2 separate regions of the Mus musculus genome follow, and region 1 is linked to region 2. The links are chromatin contacts, found by Hi-C or POLR2A ChIA-PET in ENCODE. All regions are on one chromosome and are shown on one strand. The core of a region is the stretch at or near the end of the contact, and the rest is flanking DNA. Distances in the headings are between cores, read along the strand shown. Region 1 overlaps Gm41955 (a long non-coding RNA gene). Region 2 holds the start of Elf3 (E74-like factor 3).

What was found. A loop is a pair of places that touch in the nucleus more often than their neighbours do. ChIA-PET counts read pairs that join two places held with the same protein, here RNA polymerase II (POLR2A).
Region 1: POLR2A ChIA-PET joins it to region 2 with 73 read pairs in embryonic stem cell. The contact joins the enhancer-like site here to the promoter of Elf3 in region 2. A Hi-C loop is called at or near these places in 5 of 37 maps with a recorded cell type or tissue (gastrocnemius, mouse embryonic stem cell and mouse trophoblast stem cell). POLR2A ChIA-PET finds 5 or more read pairs at or near these places in 4 of 5 experiments (Patski and embryonic stem cell).

Annotation. Positions count from the first base shown.
Region 1 is chr1:135,191,663-135,198,333 of GRCm38, reverse strand. Gm41955 (a long non-coding RNA gene) reads left to right here. Exons shown (of 3, transcript XR_001779868.1): 2 at 5,606-6,061. Among named protein-coding and RNA genes, the nearest start is that of Gm41955, 7.1 kb to the left of the region's middle. Within about 2 kb of position 2,248, at least 1 of the 3 ENCODE cell types and tissues checked has a DNase peak (open chromatin) inside an H3K27ac peak, as active enhancers do; it is gastrocnemius, where a contact is called at or near this core.
Region 2 is chr1:135,253,710-135,260,764 of GRCm38, reverse strand. Elf3 (E74-like factor 3) reads left to right here and starts at 2,293. Exons shown (of 9, transcript NM_007921.3): 1 at 2,293-2,416; 2 at 2,983-3,150; 3 at 3,539-3,760; 4 at 3,891-3,986; 5 at 4,175-4,294; 6 at 4,442-4,531; 7 at 4,674-4,790; 8 at 5,645-5,840; 9 at 6,385-7,055. The coding sequence starts at 2,991. The coding sequence ends at 6,499.

The sequences.
Region 1 (6,671 bases), core at 999-3,498, 62 kb after region 2:
AAAAAAAAAAAAAAACCAAAACACTGTTGAACGTCAGCTTCACATATATTTACTATCAACTCAGTGATAGTATCTAGCCCAGCTTAGTACTCATCTTGAAGGGAGATAGCCACCTCCGTAGTATTGGCAACTGGGAGTTTAGGTTGAAGATATTTTAGGGGTGGCATCTGTAATCTTAATATCCGGGAGGCTAAGTCAGGGGGATGGTAAATCAAGGCTGGGTTACATAGTGGGGCCTTGTTTCTAAATTTAAGTAAATAAATAATAAATTGACTAACAAAATGAATAAACATGGCTCCAGGGCTGGAACTGTGCCTTTGTTGGTAGAGAGCAAGCCTAGCAAGCGCAAAGCCTTGGGTACCATCCTTCGCAGGACTAAGACTAGAGTGCTGCTGTAGCTCTGGGACGTGAAGGTAGGAGTATCAGTTCAAGTCCATGCTCAGCTACGCAGAGCTTGAAGTCAGTGTAGGGCAGATGGACTCTCAGAAACAAAGAAATAGAAGCTGATGGGATGGCCCAGTGGTTAAGAGCATTTGTTGTTCTTGCAGAGGACTCGATGTAGTTCCCGGCACCTACACTGGGCAGCTCATAAATCTAGTTCCAGAGGATTCTACCCTTCTTCTGGCCTCAGAGGGCACCTGCACATGCATGTAGGCATACATGCTATGCATATACGTTTTTTGTTTTTGTTTTTGTTTTTTTTGTTTTTTGAGACAGGGTTTCTCTGTGTAGCCCTGGCTGTCCTGGAACTCACTCTGTAGACCAGGCTGGCCTCGAACTCAGAAATCTGCCTGCCTCTGCCTCCCGAGTGCTGGGATTAAAGGCGTGCGCCACCGCGCCCAGCACATATAAGTATTTTTTAATTAAAAATAAGGAAGAATAATTAAGGGTTGGGGCTCAGTAGTAGAGAATTTGTCTAATATGCATGAAGACTTAAATTCTTAGTCTAGGGGAAAAGTCACATGCAAAAAATAAATAAATATAAAAAGGCCTTTCATTGAGAGGGAGGGAGGGGGCTTTGAAGAATGAGACCAGGTATAAATCACTAAGTAACAGATCAAAACACCAGTGATTCCCGCCTTGCCTTTAATCTCAGCCCTCAGGAGGCAGAGGCAAGAGGGTAGATCTCTCACTTCAAGTCCAGCCTGGTCTACAGAGTGAATTCCAGGACAGCCACGTCCTCACTGAGAAACCTTATCTCAAAAAACAAGACAAACCAAAACCAAAACCAAAACTGCCAGAGATTCAATAACTGGTAGGAAAAGCCAGGCCTAGGGTACATGCTTTTAAGCCCAGCATTCATTTGAGAGGGGAGAGTCAGGGAGACCTCAGAGAGTTTGAGGCCAGCCAGATCTACATAATGAGTTCCAAGCCAGCTACAGCTACATAGTAAGACCTGGATGCCTCCATTGACGATTGGTCTTTGGAGAAGTTCCTCAGATAAAATAGAGTTCTTTAGCTGGACAGAAGCTATGGCCATGCTAGCGTAGGAGATGAAGATCAAGTCATGTAAATGGGGGCTGGTGAGATGGCTCAGCAGTTAGGAACCCTTGTCATTCTTGCTGAGGACTTGGTCAGTCCCCGGTATCCACCCGGTTGCAGCTTAGAACTATACACAGGCACATACACATGCAGCCAAAACGCTCACACACATAAAATAAGCAAATCTTAAAAGAATTAAAAACAAATAAATAAGCTCATGCAAATAGCCCTAGACTGTGGGTCTGATCTGTAGACTATGAGAGATGTTTGGTACAAGAATGTAGAAGTCATGACTCCTTTGGGGGTTGAACAACCCTTTCCCAAGAGTCGCCTAAGACCTGGGACAACACAGATTTACATTATAATTCATAACAGTAGCAAAATTAGTTATGAAATAGCAACAAAAATAAGCTTATGGTTGGGCTCACCACAACATGAGGAACTGTATTAAAGGGCCCCAGCATTAGGAAGGCTGAGAGCCACTGCTCTAGAGGCAATGGGGCTCACGCTGGAGTGTGTCACAGGTCTCTGGGTCTGTAGGACAGTTGAGCAGACCTCATGATGAAGAAGGAGAAGCTTTGGAGTTGGGGACGAGAGGGAGGGGACCTCCAGCTGACCCCAGGGAGAAGGCTCATGGGCTGGAAAACAGGATCGCAGGTGCCAAACAGGTCCTTGCGCATGGAAACAGGCTTTGTTGACTTTGGCAGCCCCACCCTCAGCCTCCTCCTGCCCCATGAGGGCCTGAAACTGACACTGGGCCATTCTGGGGGGTTGGAGATGTTCCCAGTCCAGTCCTGTTCAGGCCAGCTGCAGCAGGCTGCTTGCGCTCCTGGCTTGCAAGAGGGCTTAAGAGGCACAAGGGGCTGGTACCCAGGCCCCGCAGGTGAAGGCCAGGGCTGGGGGACATTAAGACTGAAGGATTGGTCTCTTTTTCTCAGACTGTAAGCCCAGCTGAAGGAGATGACTGTTATAAGGACTGCTCCAGGGTGTCCCCTCAGGGGCCTGACATCCAGATAAGTGCTAATTAACCACCACAACAAATCGGCAGTTAAAGAAACAGATGTCCACAACCAGACTGACCGGGAAGGGACAAAGTGGCAGGGCCAGCTCTGCTGTACCACTTGGCAGCAGCCTCTTGGGTTGAGCGGGCATCTCATTCATCTGCCCGCATCAAGGGAGAAACTCAGGTCTCTCCTGACTTGACTGAAGGATTAGGTGGAAGCCATCACTGGGAAGGAGGGGATGAGAGATAAGGAAAAAAAAGCAGTCAATGGAGAAAGATAGGCACGAAAGGGAATAGAGCCTTTAATCCCAGCACTTGGGAGGCAGAGGCAGGCAGATTTCTGAGTTCGAGGCCAGCCTGGTCTACAGAGTGAGTTCCAGGATATCCAGGGCTGCACAGAGAAACCCTGTCTGGAAAAACCAAAATCAAAAAAAAAAAAAAAAGGGAATAGAGAACTGTGTGTGCTCACGTGTGTACATGTACACATATGAAATGTGTGTATTACTTGTGTATATACATTATTGTTATTGTTGTTGTTATAATTTTGAAACAAGGTCTCACCATGTAACCCTGGCTAGCTGTGTAGACCAGTCTGGCTCCAACTCTTAGAGATCCAACTGCTTCTGCCTCTGCAGTGATGGTGTTCAAGACAAATACCACTTCATCTGGCCTTAAAAAATTTTAAACAGTTTTTAAATTCACTTTGTAGACCAGGCTGGCCTCGAACTCAGAAATCCGCCTGCCTTTGCTTCCCGAGTGCTGGGATTAAAGAGGCGTGCGCCACCACGCCCGGCTTTTTTTTTTTTTTTTGTTTTGTTTTGTTTTGTTTTGTTTTGTTTTGTTTTTTGAGACAGGGTTTCTCTGTATAGCCCAGGCTGTCCTGGAACTCACTTTGTAGACTAGGCTGGCCTCGAAATCAGAAATCCACTTGCCTCTGCCTCCCAGGTGCTGGGATTAAAGGCATGTGCCACCACGCCCGGCTTTAAACGTTTTTGATAAATTATTTCATGTAGCAAGCCGGCCTGCCGCTTACAAGGACTGGGTACACCTGGGAGGCAGGCTGGGGCTGAAAGATCCAGAGAAATAATGGAGCCAAGATGATTCCCTGTTCAAGGCTCAATGTTTACTAGCAGTCTGTGCTTATAAAGGGGGGAAGCCCATCCCCTGCCATGCCAGGCTTCTTGATGTTTTGTTGCCACATTGTTAGCACTAGTCCGCCAGAGCCGTTAGCAGTAAGTCGCCAGTTCCACTCTTGGTGCCTGGAGTCATTCCAGGCTGCCAGGCTGGCAGTTTATTCAGGAATCTCTCAGGAAGACAGGTTCAGACTCTTGGCAGGTGGCAGAATCTCAGGGCAGTTGTCACTTCAAAAGAAGCCAGCCAAGTCAGAAAGCTGCACCGCAGGTGGGCCCACCTCAGTAACAAGGTTTGTACCAGCCCGCTTCAGGCTGGGGGAGGCTACAGTTTCACTTATCCCAGGCTGGCCTTGAACCTCTGATCCTCCTGCCTCTACCTCCCCAGTACTGGAATGGCGCTGAGATTACAGGCCTGAGCCACCCTGCCCAGTCTTGTGTGGTTTTGGAAACAGAAGCCAGAGCTCGATCGACTGAGCTACACCCAGAGTCCAACACTGAACAAATGTATTTACTGTTTGCCCAGCTGGCCTTAAATGTGTGATCTTCCTGCCTCAGTCTTCCAAGTGTTTTGATTTCAGGTGTGTACCTCAGAACCCAGCTCCAGTGTTCTACACTTTGTTACATCCCTTTTCAGAGAGCTCTCAGAAAGGTAGAAAGGTGATCTAAGAAGACCATCATGAAGGATGGAGAGGTGGGGTAGCACAGAATTCCAGGAATACGCTTTCTGGGCAAGGCAAAAGGACCAGCAATAGGAGAGTAGGAGGGAAGAGCAGGAGAAGTGCCACACACAGGCCATAGCCGACCTTGGTTCTTGTGGGCAAGCACCCTTCAGCTTATCACCCTGGTGCTGGCCAGTTCAGGGCTTCCTGTTCCATTTCTGCTGGCCATGTAGTCAGTGTTCCAGCTTACAGTTATCCCTACAGGCAGGGAGTTCAGTGGGCCAAAACCTTAGGACTACCCTCAGCAACTGGACTCCAGCAGTCTTTGCTTCCTGTCTTTGAGATAGATGCCTCTATTTTCTGCGCCCTAATTTGAGGGAAGTTGAGCACTCAGGGAGCTGTAAGCCCAGAGTAAGTTGCAGAGGCTGCGAGGGTGAAGGAGAAGCTGGAGGACTTGGGCTGTAACCTGAGGTTTCTCAACCCAGGTCCTGACTTTATTATCTCTGCATCAAAGTCTCCCTGCCCATCCTGTAGGAGATCTAATTACAATAACAGTAAACCAGTAACAGCTGCTATTTACTGAAAGCATTCCTTGGGCCATACATACCTCCAGATAAGTGCACTTATTTTAATTTACATCTAAAATAGCAAGAAAGACAATTCTTATGTTCTTTTGATTTTTTAATGTGGTTTTGTTTTGTTTTGTTTTGTTTTTTTGGTTTTTCGAGACAGGGTTTCTCTGTGTAGCCCTGGCTGTCCTGGAACTCACTTTGTAGACCAGGCTGGCCTCGAACTCAGAGATCTGCCTGCCTCTGCCTCCCAAGTGCTGGGATTAAAGGCGTGTGCCACCACTGCCCGGCTGTGGTTTTGATTTTTAAAATTTTTGTTTCTTGAGACAGGGTAGCTCTGGCTGTCCTGGAATTCCCCCTGCAGACCAAGCTGACCTCAAATTCAGAGATCTGCCTGCCTCTACCTCCTGAGTATTAGGCTTAAGGTGTACTCCACACCTGGATGTTTCAATTTTTTTGAGGCAGGGTCTCTCAAGACTCAGTCTAACATTAGTCGGTCTGAACTTGCTGTGGAGCTGAGGATAACCTTGAATTATTGATCATCCTGAGGCCATCTCCCAAACGCTGAGGTTTTATAGATAATGCATTTGTGTGCATGGTATGTGTGTGTATGTGTGCATGTTCACATGTGTATGAACATATGTATGTGTGCATGTGTACTCATGTGTGTGTAGAGGCCAAGGTTGATTTCAAGACACTTCTTGGATTGTTCTTTAACCTTCTTTTTAAAATTATTTACTTTTATTTTATGTGTATGAGTGTTTTGCCTGGTGTCCACAAAAGCCACAAGAAGATATTGGATCCCCTGGAAATGAAGTTCCTGGGAGTTGTGAGCCTTCATGTGCCTGCTGAGACTTGAACCCAGGAAGAGGAGCTTAGCCATTGCCACAGGTTTGCTGGCCTGAGCATCCTCTCAGCCAACCCAGCCTGCCAGTGCTCCCCAACTTCCCAACCTACCAGGGCTATCCAACTTCCCAGACTTTTCTTCCCCCACCCCCCCACCCCCCATTGAAATATCTTGAGTGGCCAAGATCTTTCTATGTAAGCATGAGATCAGATCTCCAGCAGCTTCCTGGAGCCAGATGCAGCAGCACATCTACCTGTGGTCTCTGCTCTCAGCCATCTGAGCTGTGCGGACAGGAGACTCCTCAGACGCGTTCTATGCCTGCTACATGTCACACCATGGCGGTGAAGGAGTCTCAGATAAAGTGGAAGGTGAGAACCCGTTTCTGAGGTTGTCTGACCTCTGCTGGAACAGTCACACAAAGAGGGAGAGGGAGAGGTAGGTGTGTGTGTGTGAGTCTCTCTGTGTGTTTTATTTTTATTGGGCTGACGAGATGGCTCAGCAGGTAAAGGCACTTGCTGCCAAGCCTGACAATCTGAGCTCAATCCACAGGACCCACATGGTGGAAGCAGAGAACTGACTCCTAAAAATTGTTCTGTGACCTCCACATGCATGACACACTTATATTCACAAATAAATAGCTAGGCTGGGTATGGTGGTATTCATCACTAATCCAAGCAGTACAGAAAGAAAGGCAGGCAATCACTTCAAATTAAAGGCCTGTCTAGTCTACATAGTGAGTTCCAAGTCAGTTGAGGCTTATAAATAAAAATAAATAAATAAATAAATAAATAAATAAATAAATAAATAAATAAATGTTAAAAAAAAAAAGCCACTCTAAGCCGGGCGTGGTGGCGCACACCTTTAATCCCAGCACTCGGGAGGCAGAGGCAGGTGGATCTCTGAGTTCGAGGCCAACCTGGTGTACAAAGTGAGTTCCAGGACAGCCAGGGCTACACAGAGAAACCCTGTCTTGAAAAA
Region 2 (7,055 bases), core at 1,044-3,543:
TATCTCCTCAGGCAACGCAAAACAAACCAGTTGGAGCCGCAAGACATCTAATGGCTTATCGAGTCCCACACCCTCGATTCTTTGCTAATTTTATGGTTTTGCTTTTGAGACAATCTACTGTAGCCTAAGATAGCCCCAAACTCAAATGTAGCTGAGACTGACTGACCCTGAGCGCTGGAATTCCAGACACATGCATATCTTTTGCTAGGCAATAATCGCTCTACCAGCTGTACTCCCACATTCCAGGGTAAGTGACTGGAATTCTCACTTACTATATCCCTTTAAAAATTCCCTGAGTGGGATGGTTGTAGCCAGAGGGAAAAGGCACCAACAACTGCTTGTCACTTTCCAAATTTGGTAGCCTGAACAAACCACTTATCAAGACAACAACTATATATCATTTCTTTTCTTCTCTCTCTCTCTCTCTCTCTCTCTCTCTCTCACTCTCTCTCTCTCTCTCTCTTTTGAAAGAGTCTCACTACTATGTAGCCCTTGATAACCTAGAACTCACTATGTAGTCCAGGCTTGGCCTTCAGCTCGCAGAGGTCCACTTGCCTTGGGAGTTGAGAGATTAAAGGGATGCATCTCCACATGTGTCCAACAGTGCTTTTTAAAAATATTTTTAAAACCATGCTTACAGCCAGGCATAGTGGGCGTGCCTTTAATCCCAGTACTGGGGAGGCAGAGGTAGGTAGAGTTCTGAGTTGGAGGCTAGCCACATAGTAAGTCCCAGGATAGCTAGAACTATGTAAAGACCATGTCTCAAAAAAGATGCAAACATGTGTGTGTGTATATGTGTGTGTGTGTGTGTATATCTTGTTTGTTTAGTGTGTATGTGTGTGTACACTTGCACATAAAGGTCAGAGTACCACATTACAGGAGTCAGTTTTCTCCTTTTATCATGTATGGATGGAACACGGGTCCATCCATAGCATCCTTAGCAGCAGGTATCCTTATCCACTGAGCTATCTCAGCAGCCCCACATTGCTTATTGGATGTTTTTGGATGAGGATAGTTATATTAAAAAGGTTTCTGGTGTTGGTCTGGGTAGTTACCCTTTAACCCATCTCTAGAGCCTGTCTCTTGAGTTTGAGGCCAGCCTGGTATATGTAGCTAGACAAAGTTTCAAAAATGAACAGAATCCTGGGACTAGAACCCATTTGTAGAATGCTTGCATAAGAAGCTCTGGGTTCAATTTCCTGCATCTCCAGAGGGATTTTGTTCTGTAGTTTTAGTTTTTCAAGACAGAGTTTCTCTGTGTAGCCCTGGCTGTCCTGGAACTCACTCTGTAGACAAGGCTGGCCTCGAACTCAGAAATCCTTCTACCTCTACTTCAGGAGTGCTGGGATTAAAGATGTGCGCTGCCCTCCTCCACCCCAATTTGTTTTTGTTTTTTAAGGGCCCCGGTAAACAGTAAATTAACATGTGCATCCTGTTTGTCTTTGTAATGACTCAAATGTTGGGCTTCTGACCACTAGAGGGCAGCAGGCAGATACTAATGGAGTGGGCGGAGAGAAGGGTAATCAGGAGCAGACCAGACTCGCGGATAAACCAAACAGCACCGCCAGCCGACCCTAGGCGAGGAGAGCGCCACAGGCACCAAGGGAAGACTTGAAGTAGTGTCTGATCTCTACCGCTTCAGCAACCATCGCGTTTGGGTGGGCTCCAGACAGGCAAAGTGCCAGCAAATGGTCTCTGTAGCTGACTAGACAGACTATCAGACCCAAACCACCACTGGACCGTGAATGTTGCCCAGTGTGTTGCCTAGCCGCTTTCAGAATCCCAGCTTCTGGGTGTTGTGGAGGAAACCCCTTAGCCTCGGTAACTTTCACCAGGCCCTTCTTGTCTCTAGACCTCTAGACAGTTGGAAGCATCAGTCTTGACCCAGCCACCGGTTCAGATTCCTTGCCTTGCTTTCTCCTCCCCAGTTCAGCCCTGGCCAGGCCCCCAGGAAGAATTTCCAGGGCCAGAGGGCAGCCTAAGGCACAGATGCCCACCCCTGCAATGTTCCCGCCACCTGCCCAGTTCAGTACCCAGGGCCCAACCCCAGAGGGTGCGGAATGACAGATTCTGACAATCATTAAACCAGCCAGGCCTGATTTCCCAGCACCGCCTGCTAGGATCTGGGCCAAGTGGCACGGAATATGCAAATCACCTGGGACAGGGAGCCCAGTCTGAAGGCCAGGAAATCCCCAGCATCCAATGAGCCACCAGCTCAGGTTACAACCGGGGACGTACGCCGAAGACCTGGAGGGGAGGAGCTCCTGCTTTGCTCTATTTAGAGCGGGTGGGGGCAGCGCCCTGGCCACACTCATCACTGCTACCTGCGGAGCCTTCGACCGCTTAGATTTCTTCCCTTCCTGTGGCCTCAGAAGCCTGCTCACCCGCCTGCCACACCGAACCCTGACACACCTCGGTACGGTCACATTCCCTAACTCTGGCTTCAGGAACCGTCCAGTGGATTTACAGTTCTGAACTTAATCACTCAGGCTTGGAGGTTCCTAGCTGGAGTGTTGGGGCTACTGTGGGTGTATTCTGGGACTGGTCAGAGACCAGATCGGTGTCTTGGAGGGACAGGGTGGCTTCTTTGGTTCAGGAGCCCACGTGATTTGTGGAGAGAGCCCCAGAAGAATTTGTATCATGGTCCCACCCGCTTTGAGATTATTTTTATTTTTCGGAGCCGAATTTCCCAGTTTGGCGCCAGCTGGCCTGACCCTTCTAGGCTCAAGAGAGCATCCAACCTCAGCTTCCCCAAGTAGCTGGCTCTTGGTGGTGATGGTGGTGGTGGTGGTGGTGGTGGTGGTGGTGGTGGTGGTGTGTGTGTGTTTGTGTGTGTGTGGTGGAGGGGGGGGGTGTTGAAGAGAGAATGTCTACAGCAACACTGAACTTCCTGCCTCTCGGCTGTTGCTGCCCAGGCTTTGCCAGACAGAAATGGAAGTGTACCCTGACCTGTACCCTCCCCACCTTGTCTCCTCTTCCCAGGGGCCCTCATGGCTGCCACCTGTGAGATCAGCAACGTTTTTAGTAACTACTTCAACGCCATGTACAGCTCAGAAGACCCCACCCTGGCTCCTGCTCCTCCGACTACCTTTGGCACTGAAGACTTGGTGTTGACCCTGAACAACCAACAGATGACACTGGAAGGTCCAGGTGAGTGCTGTGTAAAATCTTTACAGACAGGACACCAATGATCTGAGAGGCTCTTAGATGATAAATGGACAGGGAGGAAGGGTATCCTGGAGTTAGTGGCTGGGGAGGATTTATTCATTCATATGTTTGTGTAGTACTGGGGAAAGAACCCAAACAAGACCTTATTTATGCTAGACTGTGTTCCTAGTCCCGAGAAGACTGTAGTGGCTGAGGTGGTGGGAATATAAGAACTGTGGTGACAGATTAAGGGAGGATGAACTTGAGAACTAGCCATGTTGTGATTGTGGATATGTATCTGTCCCTCTCCGCCCCTCCTCGGGTTGTGTAGGACCTCAGACAAGATCCCAAAGGGACAGGACTGATCCTCTGGCTGTACTCCACCTTGCAGAGAAGGCAAGCTGGACTAGCGAGCGGCCCCAGTTCTGGTCGAAGACCCAGGTTCTGGAGTGGATCAGCTACCAAGTGGAGAAGAACAAGTATGACGCCAGCTCCATCGACTTCTCCCGCTGCGACATGGACGGAGCCACCCTCTGCAGCTGTGCGCTGGAGGAGCTGCGGCTAGTCTTTGGACCTCTGGGAGACCAGCTCCATGCCCAGCTTCGGGACCTCAGTAAGTCTAGGCTGGGAGCCACAGGGCCTAGAGAGTGAGCGAGGTGGCTGGGACTTGGGCAGGAGGGTGCAGCCATCGAGCCCCTGCCGGAACCATGGTCAGTGACGCTCTCCCTCCCTGCCTCCGCCAGCCTCCAACTCTTCTGATGAACTCAGCTGGATCATCGAGCTGCTGGAGAAGGATGGCATGTCCTTCCAAGAGAGCCTAGGCGACTCGGGCCCCTTTGGTGAGAACCCATTTTCTCCCTTTTTCCTCCCTAGCTTGTCTTGTCCCATCTGTAACTCCTCCAGAGTGCTAGAGATATTCTCTCCCAACTTGAAAATAAGTCCATAGTCATTTCTGTGGTCCCTGGAGGGTCGTGCCTGTCCTTGCTGGTATCCTGGGCCTCTCTAAGCTCTTAACTTCTTTTCTCAGATCAGGGAAGTCCTTTTGCCCAGGAACTCCTGGATGATGGCCGCCAGGCCAGTCCCTACTACTGCAGTACCTATGGCCCTGGAGCGCCCTCCCCCGGCAGCTCTGATGTCTCCACTGCAAGTAAGTCCTGCCCTTGCCACAGCCTGCCTTCTCCAAGTGCCCTAGAGTGCATCGAGTTCTTAGAATACTCATTCAGTATCTGAAGTCTGGGTAGGCAGTGACTGGGTAGGCTGGCCCTGGCATTGAAGTGGTATTTTTCACCCCTAGGGACCGCTACTCCCCAGAGTTCCCATGCTTCTGACTCCGGTGGAAGTGATGTGGACCTGGACCTCACCGAGAGCAAGGTCTTCCCTAGAGGTGAGTTGAGGGCTGTTCTTGGGGGTCCTGTCCATGGGGTCTAGCCACTCCCCTCTGCCCTATGGCTGCAGTTTCTGTAGCAAGGCTCCCTGTTGACACCCTGCCCTTACCTTCTCTTGACCTTCCAACCCCCTTCCCATAGATGGCTTTCCTGACTATAAGAAGGGGGAACCCAAGCACGGGAAGAGGAAACGGGGGCGTCCCAGAAAGCTGAGCAAGGAATACTGGGACTGTCTGGAGGGCAAGAAGAGCAAGCACGGTAAGCTCTAAGGGCTGCCAGGCCTGTGGGCGGAGGGATACTATTCCTTCAGCTTCCACTGGCCTCTCACAGCCGCTGGAACTCATTGCATTGACGGGGCTCCATGGCATTTGTTACTGCCTCTTTACAGAGGCCTGCTTGGACTTAGAGAAGAAGGGAACTGAGGGTCCTAGGAGAGGCCATGGAGAGAGTCCAGCCTTCCCACACTCTTCCTCTTTAACTATCCCTGTACTTGGCCCCTGTCTTGCCTGATGGAACTTTCCGATGGGGAGGAGGCAGCTGGTGGGTGCTCAGAGCCAGGCAGGCTGGGGTGGCTGCGACTCCAGGCACAGCCTGCTGAAAGAGCCTCGGGCCTTGTGTGCTCCAGCTGCTCTGAACCACCTGGAGGTCACCCCAAAGGTCTTGCCTGCCGCCTCTTCCATACACACAGACCTGCACGTATGCACTCCTGGCCTGCTTTCCTTCTTGTCCCGAGGGGACTGTTAATTCCGGGAAGCTGTTTCTTGGTCCCTCAGGCTATAGGCAGCTCTCTGACCCCATGTGTGCCAAGTTCTCACCACCATTGGTCCCCACTGAACCATGAGCCCCCTCACAAAGAAGCGTGTCTCTGTCGCTGTCCATCTTAACCAGTTGTTTGATCCTTAACTGGTGAGAGAATCGAGCGCTCTGTGCAGTCGGCCTAGCGCATTGCATTTTGGGGCAGGAAAGGAAGCAGCCACTATAGCAATCACTAAGAGGACATTTCATATACTCCCATATGCCTTGGCTCTTAGCCTCGTTGGGATAGGAGAGGCCAGGTCGCCTAGAGGAGAGGGGCACCCCAGACTGATAACTGAGGAAATCTTCCCTTGTAGCCCCCAGAGGTACTCACCTGTGGGAGTTTATCCGAGACATCCTAATCCACCCCGAGCTCAACGAAGGCCTCATGAAGTGGGAGAACCGGCACGAGGGTGTGTTCAAGTTTCTTCGCTCAGAGGCCGTGGCCCAACTCTGGGGCCAGAAGAAGAAGAACAGCAACATGACCTATGAGAAGCTGAGCCGAGCCATGAGGTGAGTGTGAGCGTCAGGGACCTCTGCTTGGGCTCTACTGGCTTCCGCTAGGTTTCACAAGACAGGCCTGAGGCCCGTATGGAGAGGACAAGGACAGTGTTGTGGCCCTGTGTAGTTGGTTACGTGCAGCATGAAGAAAGCGCTGGGCAGAGATCGTGAGCACACTTAGCTTTAGCTAACATTTCTGTGTTTCCTGCAGACTTGTTCTAAGAAAGACACTTGAGAGAAAGAATAGAAATTGACAGCTCAGCTCCCTTGTCTCTGGGCCACAAAGGTGAACTAGCTCAGCGTTGCTAAAGTCCCCTCTCCCTCAGTTCACGGGCCTTTATGAAAAGCCCCAGGACATAGCCAGAAGGCACAGAGAAGTAAATGTAGAAGCAGGTGCTCTGGCCATAATTACAGATCACCGCGGCCACAACAGGTGAGGAGAGGGAACACTCAGGCAGAGAGGGCCAGCTCAGCACACTGGGGCTGGGAACCAATGCGAACCTCAGACCATAGCATGCCTCTTGCCTACACCTCTGACCACCTCCTTCCCACGCAGGTATTACTACAAACGGGAGATCCTGGAACGGGTGGATGGCCGACGGCTCGTCTACAAGTTTGGCAAGAACTCTAGTGGCTGGAAGGAAGAAGAGGTTGGAGAGAGTCGGAATTAAGGATCGGGGCTGGACCCAGGACCTGACTCAGGCATGAACTCCAGAACTGAAGCCTTCCTGGAAGGACAGGCAGGCCTGATGGCCCCCTTAACATGGATGTGTTCCCTGTGTTGCTGTAGAGAGGAAGAACCTGTTGGGCGTGCCCTCTGCAGTCTCCTCAAGTGCAGCCTTTGGCCTCTCTCCTCGCCCTCTTGGAATTACAAGCCCCAGGGTTTGAACCAACTTGTTCGATAACTCTCCAGCTGTGACTCCAGTTCCCTCCCGTCCCAACATGGACTGCAAATGAGACCCACCTGCAGATGCCTGGCCTCAGCCAAGGAGGCTGGGGAGACTGTGGCAGGAGACTGCAGGGACGGAGGGGACAGGGTTGTGTCCTCGGTACTTCCTGGACTGCCTTCCACCTCTCTGCTCAGTACTCAGGCTCCACAGACGGGGGTCGGATCATCCCTAATTTATGTGCTATAAATATTCCAGGTGTATATAGAGAGCTATTTTTTCTAAAGCATTTCCCCTCCCTGCTCTTCTCCACTGAGTGCTGGTGGCCAGACTGATTTTT